Regions from separate parts of the Homo sapiens genome. Here region 1 is linked to region 2. A link is a loop called in an ENCODE intact Hi-C map of the cell type or tissue named here. Cell type or tissue: OCI-LY7. All regions are shown on one strand.

Evidence for each region. Peaks named below come from ENCODE experiments on the same cell type or tissue, not always from the same donor. Only the 100,000 strongest peaks of a DNase experiment are listed, where the experiment ranks them.
Region 1: it touches region 2 in a loop (10-fold over the local background); 43 of 110 quality-filtered maps call a loop at or near these places.

The regions. Positions count from the first base shown.
Region 1 is chr12:18,136,007-18,144,006 of GRCh38, forward strand. No RefSeq gene overlaps it. Among named protein-coding and RNA genes, the nearest start is that of RERGL, 50 kb to the left of the region's middle. In OCI-LY7, CTCF peaks have their summits at 4,180 (motif pointing right) and 4,383; DNase peaks (open chromatin) are centred at 3,445 and 4,175; H3K4me3 peaks cover 919 bases; H3K27ac peaks cover 1,624 bases.
Region 2 is chr12:18,221,705-18,229,704 of GRCh38, forward strand. No RefSeq gene overlaps it. Among named protein-coding and RNA genes, the nearest start is that of PIK3C2G, 36 kb to the right of the region's middle. In OCI-LY7, CTCF peaks have their summits at 3,239 (motif pointing left) and 3,443; no DNase peak of the experiment used is centred here.

The sequences.
Region 1 (8,000 bases), 86 kb before region 2:
AGGAAATATTTGCTGCCCATTGATGTTAAAGTTAGTCATAAGATTTGCTTTGGCCAAAGAAAAGACGTGAAATGAGCTTGTACATTGGATTTTGCTCTCTTGCATCTCTGACTTTGTAATGAGAAAATAGTTGTGCCCCTTTAGATTGGACCACAGAATTAACACATTAGTAGCAGTGAGGACCCAATTCCAAGCAGACATACAGCCTGAGAAACAGCTACCTACTAGATGTAAGTCTGCAGACATTAATGATAATTCCTTACTGTTTTATTTCAATGAGATTCTGTGACTGTTAGGCAGGATTTTTGCAACAGTAGTAGCCTGGTAACAGAACTTAATCTGAAAACAATATACATGTATTATTTGGAGTGGAGTTGAAAATCAGATGGGGGGAAACTACGGGTCAGTTAAAGTAATGAAGCAGTGATGACATAAAGCTTGTGATCGAGGAAGGTTCCTATAAGAATTGTAGCTACCTGTAAAAACTTACAATTTCTTCTTTGAAACAAAGGAAAGAAAGCAGTGATTCCAGAAAGTGAGACAGCTATGAAAGAAGGCTGGGTTTCTAGGATAAAGGTTATAGACTGCGCATGATCGCAGGAAACTATTGTCACACATTTTAAACTCACCCACAGAAGATTTTACAATTTATGGCAAGTAAAATATACTGGGGACTATAGCTAGTGACCTCATCTACATTCCTCTAGCCATTACATTTTTCTATTGGAAAGGTACATATTGTTGTAGCTCACAGACATGAAGCGTGATCTCATGTGGACTCTCCAACCTCCATTTTATCTTAATTAAGGCAAGAAACTCTATGCTTTCCCTACTTCTGTAAGGTCAGAATATAGGCTGCATAACCATATTCTGTAACAAGTAATTGAACACATTTGTGTTATAATTGTCCAGCACTAGTTTTAAACCTGACCATTAAACAGTCATAACTGTATTATGTGAGGTCTTTGCTACCATTAACAGATTATAATTTTGTTCTTTGAAAGGGTAGCTTGATTTTAAGAGTAGTTGTCCTGAGAGAACTAATTTTTTTACTTCTTAAACAAGTATTGGGATTTTCCTATGCTAAGAAATAACAGATCCTCTCTTAAATATGAAAGATGACTTGAACGACCCATTTGTAAATGTTAGTGTTCAACCATAAAATACTTTCATTTGCAAGAGCTCAGACAGCTGCCCCCTGACTAATCAAACTTAGTTGTTGTACAACTGAATATGCTAATTTTTTATTTTTTCATGTTGATTTTCATAGTAACACTCCATAAATATCATGTTTTTACTTTAGGGCCTTTTACACTAACAGGGACTACGAGAGGGTTAATTTGGTTTTGTTAAAATAAGTAGACCTTACCTAATAGGACTTACTCCAGTCTAAAATTTTCTATTACCTAATTTCCTTTTAACCTCATTTATGGGCCTAATTATCAGAAAAAATATACACATAAAAAAATTTAGTGCAGCCTAAATTTAGTGCAGCTGCCTTAAATTATATTTGGATCAATATGAAAAAGCCACAAGAGAAAAAAAAAGATGGCCCTATGATGACAATAAAGATGGTTTCAGTGTTTGTTCATATTTATTATTTTGAAAACTTGGGGTCATTTAATTAAGTCACCTTATCTTTTGCCTTAAATTCTTAAAAAGACAGCCATATTAATTCAGCCAAAGAATTACTTTGGAATTTTAAAAGTCTATTGATTTGTTTTCTTCTAAAATCTCTTCAATGAAATCTATCCTTGGAGAATTCTATAAAAAGAACAAAAGATGTCTTTGCAGTCTTGGCTCTTTCAGACACTTGGCAGTTTAATGACTCATTGTACTTATAAATGTCTCTGATTAAGCCCTTTTATTTTTATTCTGTAATTTAATTTATAACACTACATTTCACACAAAATTTTCTCATCCCTGCTACTTGATTTACCACTAAGTGTCCACTTATGCAGCGGACAGTCTCAAAAACATCAGATATGTTTTCTCTACTTGACCTCTGATAATCTTGTATAATACATCTGTTCTTTCAAATGAACAGTGACGTGATTTTTTTGCATATAAGATATATTTAATATGGTGTATGAAATCATTTAAGTAAAAATCAAACTTCAGTTGCAGATACAGTGATATTGATAAATATTACTAAAGAATGAAAGTAAATATTAATTGTATCCCTTAAACACAATTTTATTTGGATCTTGTAGAGTGACGTAACATTGACATGGCTGGTTTGTTTACTGGGGCATTAAAGTTTCCCAAAGCTTAGTTTGTTATAGCAGATCAGAAAATGTTGAAATATGATTTTATATAGTATTCTTTTTACTGAGTGTTCAAATATGACTTTGCACTAAAGCACAAGTTGCAATAGATATGAAATTATGACACAAATTGCCAGACCAAAATATAATTTTCCAAAGAATAGCTATGACACTTGGTTCGAAGACCAGTCTGTTCACCTATAGGTGAACCCCCTCACCTATTCTGAGAAAATAAAATAATCAAAGCAATTTCACAAAGAAGTTTTCTTTGGTGAGGGCTTTTGCTTCACCTTTGAATTGGGTGTATGACTCCTACCTGGAAAATCTAGAGAACAAGGAATGTTTCAGTGGCAGATCCAAGGAATACCATTGCCATGGGATAGTTCTGCACCCTAGGAGTTTTCAGACGTGTTACATAAATGTTTCCCAGGGATGACAGTCTTGCATACTGGGGAGCAGAAGGAAGCTGGAGCTGTGACTCTTGATACCTAGGGGCTGAGGAATGGGTCACAAATCATCAGCCACATCAGGCAATTTCAGGGGAGAGGGACCCAGCAGATATCCCTCCTGAAGGCCCGGAAAGAGTTCTCTTTAACTATCTGCCAGACCCCAGAAGCTAGAAAGAATCTACAAATGAAGATTATTACCCCATTACTTTCCCTCTCCTCCCTCCCTCTATGCTGAATGTGATGGAAGACAGAATTGAAGCTAACTGTGGTGAATCCACCTGAAACAAAATATATTACAAGATTTCCATAATTATCATATTAGTACAAATTCATTTTAATCAATGTCAGGGCTCGGACTTAACTGGAGAACTGGAGCTTCAAATCAAAGGAATAGTAATTTGCTTTTCATAAGATTTTTGATTCAACAGCCATTGACTATTAGCTTTTGAAAAGGAATACTATGTCTTACATGTTTGTTCTTTCCCTGATTATGCCTAACATGAAATAGATTCACCTTTAAATGTTTGGTAACTGATCCACTTGTGGAGGCAAAATGTGGTTTAGAATAATTAAACATTCAAAATGGTAAAAGTTAATATTTCTAGTTATATACATGCTACGAGGGAGGTTATTATTTTCTCCAGTATCAGAAAAGGAAATAAATGCTGAGAAACTTTCATTTCCCCAAAACACATTTCTGGCAGAGCTAGAAGTGAACGTTAGCTTGACTGACTTCAAAGGCTACCCCTTTTCCACCACATTGCATCAGCCATAGTGAGCCAAATTAATTAACTTACAAACCTACATATGCACTAATGTAGCGAATTAGAACAAAATCAAGCTGATCATATAACATCCAGCTAGGTCCCCTTACAATATCTTTGATAAAACACAAAACCAAACACCAGTATCTCTCGGAGCTTACCCATTTGATTGGTTTAAACAAAACTGTGTTTTAATTTGTGTGGTTTGTTACAAAACCAAGAAAATTCTGGAACTAATTTGTCTTAAAATATTTATAACAGATAGAATCCATTCATTCACATCTATATTCACTGATTCATTAAGTATTTGTTAGGTCAGCTATGTGCCCGGCACTGTTCTTTTCTCTAGAATTCAGCTGTGAACAAGATAAAAATTCCTCTTTTCATGTAACTTACATTTTTATGGGAGAGGCAGACAATAATCATAAATAAATGAACAAGCAAATAAGATTTGTAAGTGGAATTCAACTTACTAAATAAAAGCCTTCCATTTAATAGATATTTTCAAAAACAGAATATCATAATTAAATAAGTTCTAAAGCAGTTGTTCATTATATAAGCGTTAAAAAATGTTGATTCATTGGTTTTATATATATTTGATCTTACTGAGAGAAAAGTACTAAAAGATAGTGCCTTCATGTTATTCATGGATACTAACTCAATATTCTTAGCAGCAATATCTTAAAAGACCACAAGATGGTGACATTACTCTATACATACAAATCTTTAACTCAAATGTTAAAAACCTTCAGTTTTTCCAAAGCAAAACCTAAAGTTTTTACTATTCTGAAAACAAACAAAGGATTTCAAAAGCAACTGTTGCAATCATGTTAAATAGTGATTTTCCTATTTATATTTTTTAAAATCTATGAGCTGTTTTAAAACAGCACTATGACTAAGTCAATCAACCAGAGATTTGGCAAGCATTAAGGTTTCACTCTTAAAATTTGCTACCCAAATTATGGTGGCTTGTCTGTTACATTCACACACAAAATTTTTTCTCATTGTGTATTTGCCTCTTTTTTGGACTTCCTTTGGTTGTCCTTGATAACAAATTGTAGAGTGGTTGAGTATATATCAAAATAACAAAATATTTTCACATCAAAAGAGATTATTACATTGATGGTTTCTGTTTATATTAAATAAATTACTTGTTTCAGGACGATATTTATAATTGTCAACAGCTAAGAATTCCAACTAGCAAAACATTCCAAAATAATTAAATATGTCTCCTCATTACATCGGATGTGTTCTTTTGTCTATTGACTTGCCTGCATCAACTCCGCATCCGACTTCACTCCTTACCTTCACCTCTGAATCACAGAAGAATCCCTTTCCAAGATGGTCCTAGGTCAAAATCTGACAATGGGAGGATCTCAGTTGAGATCTGAGAAGAAAAGACGGAAGGCTTTTTTTCTGATGACAGTTGCAAACAAGGGATATGGCTAAGTAGCAAATGGGAGGTTTGCAGCAATATCCAAAACAATTTCTGTAAATCATGCATCTCAGTGCTTACGGGCACCTGGGATCTGCAGGTTTTCCCAAGATTGTTCAAGGTAATAACATTTTGTATGGGGGTTCTGCAAATTTCACATTTGAGGGTTGTAGGCAGCTGAAAACATGGCCTGCAATGTAATTTTTATAGCCTCTAGCAGCAATTTTTCTGACCTTTACTCCCCAGTCCAGTTCAATGGATGCACAAACCTCTAATTTCCTGTGTTACAGCCAATACTTCTTGGAATACATAAAGTGCATCTGCTTTCTGCATTTAACTCAGACTAATATACCACCATAAATTCCAAAGAAGTAAAATGAGAACAGACCATGTGAAACTGTTTCTATGTTTAAATTACCAAACTTAAGTGCATACGATGACATAACAATTTCAGAAGTATAGTTCTAATAATAATCCCAACCAACCCTTCTGTCAAAAACAAGCAAGGGACACAGATCCATAGTGACTGTGAATTCCTGCTGGCAATTTTGCAAGAGAGCTTTTCTTGATGATAAGGAGTGTTCCTTAGACTCTTAGGCTTGTTTCCTGGGAGTTGCCTCCCAGTCCTTATTCTTTTGATTTTATTCTCTGGATATTGTGGGTTTTTTGTTTTGTTTTGTTTTTTTCTCCTCAGCTACATCTGAAGAGCAATGCCTCTTGTGAGCAGACACGTAGGAAACTTAGGCCATTATACATCTTGAAGAGACACTCTTAATTCGGGCTGGTTGTGCTTGGCAGTATAATCCTCTCAAACATTATTGAACTTTTGTCCATTTTATTTGTCTAAGTGTTGGAAATGTGCCAAGAGAAACACCCACAATTATTTTCATGACAAGGCTCTGTCTAAAGTCATCAGGCTTTCTTGGGTGAGCCAAACTCTTAGTCATTTTGCTTTGAGCTATTTTCCTCAACTGACACATTTACTAGGATCACGTTGATCCATTTAGTGTTTTTAATAAAGGGCATTATGAACACACCTTGAATTGAATTTTGTTTGTAGATTGAAATTTAATCAGCCTTTGTTGCTCAGAGTATTTTTAAATGAATCTTTAACTGATTAGGTATGCAGAGTTGTATCTTTCAATATTGCAAGATTATCTCTAATAAATTGCATTTTCCAATTATTCAATGCTAAAGTATGAAAATACAGCAAACTTTTATATTGTCTGGTATCCATAAACTTTGATATACTGTCTTTCAATTATAATTATCACCTTTAGAGTCTACATACAAAGGTATATTGTTTTTATTATTGAATATATTATTTTGTTTAATACTTACAACTCTGTATTTTTTATTTACTTTTTTGTCTTATTTTACTGGCCAGGACACTCAGTACAATGATGAATGAAAATCATGTAGTCTTCATTTATTCAATATGTTACAGACAAAACTATCAATGTGTCAACATTAGATATGAGACTGGCAATAGGTTTTCACATAAACATTTTATAAAGAAAGTTTCTCTCCACTCCTAGTTAAAACAAAAAAAAATTTGATTGCCCAATATAAACCCAACTTTCTCATTTATATATTATGCTTTTAAACATAGTATGATGAGAGTTTTTAAAAATATTTTGTGTAAAATATTTGCATTTCTGTTTTAAAGAAAAGGAGCCTATGATGTTTACTTCTTGAAAAGTCATTGTCAGGATATTGTACCAAGGTTTTGCTGCTCTCATTAATGAGTTTAAAAGCTGTCCCTCTTTTTCTACTCTATGAAAGTCTTTAAGTTTGATACATTTTTTTCCTTAAATATTCAGTGCAATTCACTGGAAATGTCTTGAAATTTTTGAATTTGAAGATCTCACATTATGGTTTCATTCTGTAACAGTTTTTAAATCAAGATTTTCCCAACTCTTTTTATTTCTGTTTTGGTTAAGTTCTATATTTAAATAAATGTGCATATTTTATCTAAATTTCCGAATTTATTAACCTATACTTGTTCATACAATTCTCTTTATAAATGAATAATATTTGGTGATGTCTCCTTTTATGCTCTTGATGTTAATTTAAAAATGTTTTCTTTTCTCTCTTTTTCCAGATCTAGTGATCTGGAGGCTTATTAAGTTTTAGTGCCTTTTTTTGAACCAAACTTTGCCTTATTTAATGTTTACTAGTTTGTGTTGTCTATTTCATTAATTTAATTCATTAATAATTTTCTCAATTTATTCACTTACTTCCACTAATTTATTCTCTTACCTTTATTATTTTTCTTCTTTTGTTTTCTTTGATTATATTTTGCTGTTAATTTAGATTACTGATCTTCAGGTTTTCCTCTTTTCAAATATTTCTATTTTAGCTATATATTTCTAAAAGAAAGGAGTCAGAGAAAAAAGAGCTGTCAAAAATTAAGAGTGATGAACTACGTAATAATGCTAAAGAGGTCAAGTAAAATAGTAAGAACTATTCAATGCACTTGATATTAAAAATTAAATTGCTGTGTATTCAGAAATATTTTAATGAGATAACTGATAATTCTATTATTGCTTCATCCATGATTAAATTCATGCCTTTTCTAGCAATCAAGCCTTGGCCCTAGATGGAAAATTCCATAAGGTTATCAGTGGCCTCATTCAAAGCAAACCCTTGTCTCGTTAATGTTTGTTATCACCATATTTCTACTTTGTTTGCACCAAATTGTTTCTTCATAGAATTTTGTGGTATAGAAAAGTAAATCAATATAATTTTCTGAGCATGTTGGGAATATTCTCAATAAAGCAACTCTAAATATATTCAGACTTTTTAAGTAAAAAATTTTATTTCTATGAATTAAAAATTCAGAATTATCTGTAATAGTTTATGCATGGGAATATTTATTCACTATGTTAAATCAAATTTCTAAACATATTAGAGCTTAAAAGGCAATAATGTCATATTAACAATTAAAATCTAGATGAATATTCAGGTGATATGTAAAAATTGTATAATGACCTATTGCTATGATCTGAATGTGTCCGCTAAAATTCATATGTTGAAATTTGATTGCCAATGTAATGGCAAATAAGTGAGGCCTTTAGGAGGT
Region 2 (8,000 bases):
AGCCCACAATCATATCTTACTATCAGACAAAAATATATAAATTCAAAGCTTGCTGTTTGGGGGGATCTGAAAATGCAGTCTGAAAACTTCTATCATCCCGTCAAAGGGGAAACAGGAAATCAGGGGAAATGGGCGAGAAGAGGGGCTGGTTGTTCTTAAAGACGAATAATGAACACCTGCCTTGTGTGTAGTGTGGGTTTCTCATAAGTGCTGACATAGGAAAACACTCCAGGGATTTGGGGAAATTGGTGATCTAGTAAAATATGGTCTTTAGCTAAAGGTCAAATGAAATTGTACTGGAAACCTTGGGGATACTTTAAAATGGGAGCTAAAGACAGGGGGCTGCTCATTAGAGCTTGTGCTTAAGTACCGGTTTCACTTTATCAGGGAAATTGTTCATTTGTCTGAAAATGTGACCTCTGTCAGTTTGCCAAGCAGGCTAGGCCCGGGGGTGATCTTAGGCTCACGTGAGCTTGCAGAAGTTAACACTACCTAGGGACTACTTTCAAAGGACACTGCCAAGGTTAGCAGACTCAAAATCTGACCTTCCTCCTCTTCCTTTCCATTTATATCTGTTTGTAAAGTTCAAATCGTTCTTTTTATTTCCCCAAAAAAGAAAGCGCTTCAAATGCAATAAAATGATAAAAAGATTCCAAAGGGATGCAGCTATAAAAAGAGAAGGTGAAATAAAAATGTTTCATCTAGGAAAGCTGGTTATTTAGGGAAATATAATTCAGATAGCTAGGTAACAATTACCATATTTCTTAACCTAGATTACATTTAGCCTTAAAATTTTATGGCTACTACCTTTGAAACAGAAGCAAGTATTACTGCTAACGGATTAATGAAGGAGGAGAGAAGCTTTTCAATAGAATGCTTGTTATCCAGAGAAGCTAATAATTAGAAATTCTTCAAACTGCCCAAATATTTGGACCCTCTTATCACATATCACTAAGCTGCAACAGAAAAAAGAATTATGGGCTAGATTAAATGGCATGGATATATAATTATGAAAAAAGCTGAATTTTAAAAATCTGCGTTGAGCACCTATTGCATGCTAAGATTTCTGTTTTTTATTTGATGTCACTATATAAAATTATGCTTTTGAATCTATCTACTTGCTTATTATCAGTTCTTTCCTATTAGTGTGTATGCTTCCAGAGGGAATGGACTTTGTCTTATTAACTGCTGTCTTACTGACATCTAGAGCAGCACCTAGTATGGTACCTGCTTGTACTATTTCTACATAGTACCTATTTATACTAGTTTACTCTTTCTTTAATGAATAAACACACATGACACACATACTAACATATATTATCTCATTCAAGCATGTTAACAACCATGTGAACTAGCTGTTTGAAAAGTAAAAATGTTGATTTTTATACTCATAGTTAATGAATGATAAAAAATGTAACTGTGACTTCTAATTCTATGGCCTTCTCACTATAAATAGAAAACATTTTTATTTGTAATAGAAAAAGCATTTTTATTTATACTGCTAGCATAGAGCCCTCAACAATTTTCTTAGCATAATTAAAATTACTGTGTGTTACGCACTTTACTGGGAATTTTGCACACATTCGTTTATACATATGTGGGAAAAGTAAGCTTGAACCATTAGAAATGTTTAGTATTCCACTACTTTAAACTTGCATACATAGCAATTTCACATGGTTCCATATAATATTAACTCCATTTTACAGGGGAGTTATTGAATGTTAGAGAAATTAAATAAATTATACAAGGTCCAATATCAGTGAGCAATAAACTTAAGATCGAAACCAGCACTTAATTGCAAATACCATGTTCTTTCATTTGTTTCTCAAATATGATTTTGGCTGTGAAACCCTAGGGGTGCTACAGTCAGCGCTAAACATGGCATAGTAATTTGGATATTCTCTTTCTTTTAAAATGATCATGGATTTATATAAAGTAACATGTGAAATGATATGACTACATGTCTATTTAAGACAACAGAAGGCTTCAGAGACATTTCACACTGTATGTGATCACTCTATCAGGAATGCTCTATCAGGAAACTGTAAGAAGCAGAGTACACTCACTCCTGGAGCTTCCTTCCCTACCATCATTTTAGAGCAAATGCCCATGATGAGTTAGCCATTAAGCAACACAATTGTATAACCTACTGGGAACAAGGAAAAAAAAGTTATTTTCTTTGGGAAAAGAAAAAACTACCTGTTATAAATGTCAATATGCAGTGATGTGCTTCATATAGGGCAGCCAATGTGAAAGTAAACATTAAAATGTTTTCTAATCGTTGAGAAATGGATATAGATGGATGTGGTATATACTTAGGTAATATGTACTATTTTGGGAGATTAAGAAAGATATTTTCTCTGTTTTTAATTGCATTCTATGTGCATTTTTTTCTTTCCCTCTCAAATTGTTTTTAAATGCTAAAAAATGTATTTGCTGCATTTCTATTATGTTACACATCATTAAAATGAAAGAGTACTTCTGGAGAACTCTACTAAGAGTTCTAAGATTACTAAATCTAAGAGGTAGTTTTTCATATCTGGTTGTTATTTAGGAATTTATGAAATCTCCAAATACCTTTTGATTTTTCATTTAAACAGTATATGAAAAAGATTCAGAGATACAAAGTATACAGAAGATACCGAAGAAGACACTGCTACAGAGAAATAGTGCACTGACGCAGGTGTTATTTGTATATGTAATTATCTCAATCGCTTTTCAATGAAAAGCGTTTCTTTTCAATTAGAATTCTGAATGACATTGACTCTTTGACCTCTGGGGTTTTTGTGTTGTTTTGGGTTTTGTTTGTTGTCTTAAATTCTCATTTAATAAGCAAAAGATTATGCTGAAGAAAATTAATTTAGATGTAATTATATGTTTAACTGATTCCTCTACTGCTACTCAAATTTCTATTTGCCTCTTTTTTAAGCAGTAAGAAAATGTCTATGCAGAAGTAACTATTCATGCTAGCACTTCATTGGAGTTGTATTAAGAAGTAATAAGGAGGGCAGCAATAGTGTTTGTTTTTAAGTGGATTATAATGCTATATAATGTGAGTGAGGATAACTTCTATAATTCTTAATAGGGATAGGCTGATGAGTTTATTTTTTCTCTTAAGAAGAAAAAAAAATTAAAGTCATGATTAGACTAAGATTTGAAAGGAGATAAACAGTACTAAGACCCAGTGCCTTTCACTACCTTGCCATCTGGAGCTAATTGTATTAGTTATGGTAATAGTGCCCTCCAGAGGAATTTTGCAGGAATTTGAAAGGCTAAGAAGAAACAGGGAACTAGAAGGCTCTGGATGTGATGAATTTAAATATTAGCTTTAAAAGTAAATTAACATTTTAATCTTATGTAGATATTAATATATCCTTTTCTTTAAATGTGATGCTAAAAGCTGACACTATATCCATGACTATAAATATCAACAAACATACACTTTTTAATATTTTAGGCCACCTGTGAATATTTACATATTATATTCTTAATATAATCTGCAATATCTTATCCATTTAAAAGGATATTTAGCTCGAGAAAACAGTAAAGGACTGAGATTCAAGAATTCAAAACCATGATCTTCTTAATTTTCCTTCTTGGTATTCATTTGGCAAGTTCTTCAGAGTTTAGTGTAAGTAAATTGTAATTTTATATTAGTATCCCAGAAATAAGGTAAAATTGTAAATTGCCATCATCAATTATTAGAAGTAAATTGAAATGGGAAAACCCAAAGCACTAATTATGGATGGCAAGGCAAAATTATTATAGCACCACAAAGCATCAACACGTTAAAAATAGATAATTAGTACAGAAAAAGGAAAATATGAGGCCTCCTTATCGTTGTCATTTTAAATATTTAAACTTTTTTAATTTTAGAGAATGCATAATGACTGTTTCACATGATAATTTATTATTATTATCATCAAAATTGCTTTTGCTATTTTATCATTCTAGGCACTGAGGCAAATTCCGGGAAAAGGGAATTCATATTTAATGATTTGATGGCTTTTTACCACACATGCCAGCATGATTTTCTGCATTTGAAGTCTTGGAGGATAAAGCAGATTAGCAGAAAGCATTTGCCCTCAAGAATTTACTAAAACAACTGTAAAGAGCTGAAATTTTTATCTTCAAATATGATACGAAAGGTTTTCTTAAAGAAGAACCATGTTGGCATGGAAAAATATTTCATTCAGCTGCTTGGTGTAGAGGTGATGGCAAACATGAAAACTGATCATATTTAAGAAGCTCTACATGAAAAAAGGGAGAATTTTTCTATTTCTTGCTCCTTAGAAAGGGAAGGGAGGCTGGGCGCGGTGGCTCACGCCTGTAATCCCAGCACTTTGGGAGGCCGAGGCGTGTGGATTGCTTGAGCTTGGGAGTTCAAAACCAGCCTGGGCAGCATGGTGAAACCCCGTCTCTACTAAAAATACAAAGAAATTAGCCGAGCGTAGTGCCGCGCGCCTGTATTCCCAGCTACTCGGGAGACTGAGGCAGGAGAATCGCTTGAACCTGGGAAGCGGAGGTTGCAGTGGGCCGAGATGGCGCCACTGAACTCCAGCCTGGGGGACAGAGCGAGACTCTGTCTCAAAAAAGGGAAGGGAAAAAAGATATTGGAAACAAAAGGAACAGAAAAGTGGATTATCACTGGTACTACATCAGATGCGGGAGCAGCAGAAATTATCAATGCTGAGGAAGTGCCAAAGAGCCCCCAGAGGTTGCAGCAATGTGAATCCTTCTCCTTCTGATACGAAAATATTATTAAGTAAAGAAATTATTTCTTTAATATTTCAGCGTGCAGATAATATGTAATTTATATAGCAGACACCAGTGGGCACGCTACCTAAGAATAACAAACATTACCATATTTGCCATATTTATTTGGTATGTCTCTTTTATGTAAAAAAATATATTTTATATGTCTCTTTTATGTAAAAAAATAAAGAAATAAAGATATAGTTAGGCTGGCACTTTAGGAGGTCTAGGTGGGAGAACTACTTGAGCCCAGGAGTTCAAGACCAGCCTGGGCAACAAAGCAAGACCCCATCTCTACAAAACACTTGTAAAACTTAGCCGGATGTGGTGGTGCACACATGTAGTCCCAGCAACTCAGGAGGCTGAATGAGGAGGATCACTTAAGCCCGGAAAATTGAGGCTGCAATGAGCTATGATTGTGCCACCACACTCGTTTGGGTGGCAGAACAAGACCCTATTTCTATTATTATTATTATTATTATTATTATTTTTTTTTTTTTTTTTTAGACGGACTCTTGCTCTGTCACCCAGGCTGGAGTGCAGTGGCGCAATCTCGGCTCACTGCAAGCTCCACCTCTCGGGTTCAAGCCATTCTCCTGCCTCAGTCTCCCTAGTAGCTGGGACTACAGGCGCCCGCCACCAAGCCCGGCCAATTTTTTATATTTTTAGTAGAGATAGGGTTTCACCGTGTTAGGCAGGATGGTCTCGATCTCCTGACCTCGTGATCCGCCCGCCACGGCCTCCCAAAGTGCTAGGATTACAGGCGTGAGCCACCGCGCCCGGCCTCGCAAGACCCTATTTCTAAATAAATAATTAAATAAAGTTAAAGCATATTCTCATATTCTTCCCTCATCCTGCTTCCCAAGTGGAAAGTGTTATTCTGAACTCAGTGTGTATATCCCTGTAAATATTTTTTACACCTTGAATATGATTATATCCGTATGTACATATGTGTATGTATATGTAACTCAAATTATTGTGCTTAATGATCAGAATTCATATACTTGTTATACTATGAAGATATTTTACTTTTCACTCAATATTATTTTCTTATTTTTGTACTTTCATATGTAAAGGTCTAGTTCATTAATTTGCAGTTGCTCTTTAGTGCCCAATCTTATGAGTAAGCCGTGATATATTTATCCCTGATATTGGTATACTGTTAGCCATTTATTGCTTTTTAATGTTACAAACAAATTTCAATGAATCCCTCAGTATAACCTCAAACAACTTTGAGAAAGTTGCCAAGGTAGTTATCTAAAACATAATTATTTTACTTTTAGATAACTACCTTGGCAACTTTCTTTTCCATATTAATTATCACATCATCAAAGTATAATGACAACTATTCTTTCCAATTATTATCACTTACTTTTTCTCTTGTCATGTTTTATTGGCTAGTACCTTCAGTACAATGTTGAATAGACATAGTGTTAGTAATTCTCCTCTTTAATTCATTATGACTGTAATTGTTTTAAATATCTTTGACCAAGAATCATATTTGTTAGGTATTTCTGTTTATATTGTATTGATATTTCTTTCTTTCTAGTTATGTTGGATAATTTTTATTAGGATGGGAATGTTCTCATCCATTCCAAGTTTACTAAGACTTTTTATCTTGAATTAGTGTAAAATTTTAACTTATAAATATTTACGTATACTGAGATAGTCATACGCTTTTTTTCTTCGAGTGTTAAAATGTAAATAAATCTTAATATGTTTCCAATGGTAAAACATTCTTAGGTTAAAATCAACCTGCTTATGAGACACTACCTGTTTTCTCTTTAAAATACTATATTTAGGATTTTTGTTTTTATGTTCAAAAATAAACTTAAACTATAATTTTCCTTTGTCTTTGTTTGTTTGTTTGCTTTGGCAAACCAAGTTATAATAACCTCACAAAATAGTTGGTCAGTTTCCACCATTTTCCACTCTGCATAAGTTTATACGCAATAAAGTATTTGTTCCTTCAATGTTTTGTATAGCTCATAAATGAATTTTTTTAAAAAACTTCTACTCTATGTTGGAAGCCTTTGATCATGATTTTGTTGATTAAATATTCTATATCCTAATATTTGTTTTCTTTAGCAGTTTTTAAAGGATTGGGTTAAAAACTTCAAAATTTCAAAATATTATTGAATATTTTTAAGTGTCTCATTTTAATTACTTTAACTTTTATTCAGTAAATTTTAAGGTTATATTACCAGGTTCATTCAGATTTAGGATAGATATTCCCCTTCTGTCGAAAATTTGCTGTATCTCTAGAATATCCCTATTTGCTAATAATGTTCTTTTTGCTTCCAGTTTATTTTTCTGTCATGTTAATATTAATATCTCAATTTTCTTTTGATAAGTATCACCTGACATACATTTTTATATAAATTCTAAAACATCTGTTTTAGATATGTTCAATATTTAATATTGTTTACATAGCATATAGTATATTTCATTACTGTTTATTTTGTCTCCCATTCTGGAAATTGAGTTTCCTGGGGAAAGAAATTTTTATTTGATTCATTGTTTTACTAAAAGTATCTAGAACAATGCTTGGCATATACTAGGTTCTCAAAAGATACCATGAATAAATTTTTCATAATGTATTTCACAAATTGCATTTAACCAGACACCTTTATATTTTAATTCAAACTCAGGGTCATTTTCTTTTAATTTGGAAGATATTTTATTTGTTATTTATTATAATTACCAAAAATGTGGATTTATTTCTACATGTTATTTGTGCAATATTTGCCATAATTTTTAACACACTTTGTTATCCATTCTTTGTCTTTCTTCTCCCATTTTACCTGATTTTTCTTTATTTCCTTTCTTCTTTTTTTATTAATATGTAATAATTTACATATTTATGGGGTACATGTGAACATTTGTTACTTGCAAAGAATATATAATGACCAAGTCGGGGCATAGGTATATCCATCACCTTGGGTGTTTATCAGTTTTATGTATTGGTATTTTTTCAAGGCCTCCCTTCTAGTTACTTTGAAATATGCATAATATTATTGCTAAGGATAGTCACTCTAGTCTGCTATCAAACATTTGAACTCATTTCTTCTATCTAACCATATGTTTGTAACCATAGCCAACCCCACTTCATCCCGCACACACCCCCCAAACTTGACACTTCTGTAATCTATTGTTCTATTCTCTATCTCCATGAGATCAAGTTCTTTAGCTCCCACGTCAGTGAGAATATGCAGTATATGTCTTTCTGTGCCTGGTTTATTTCT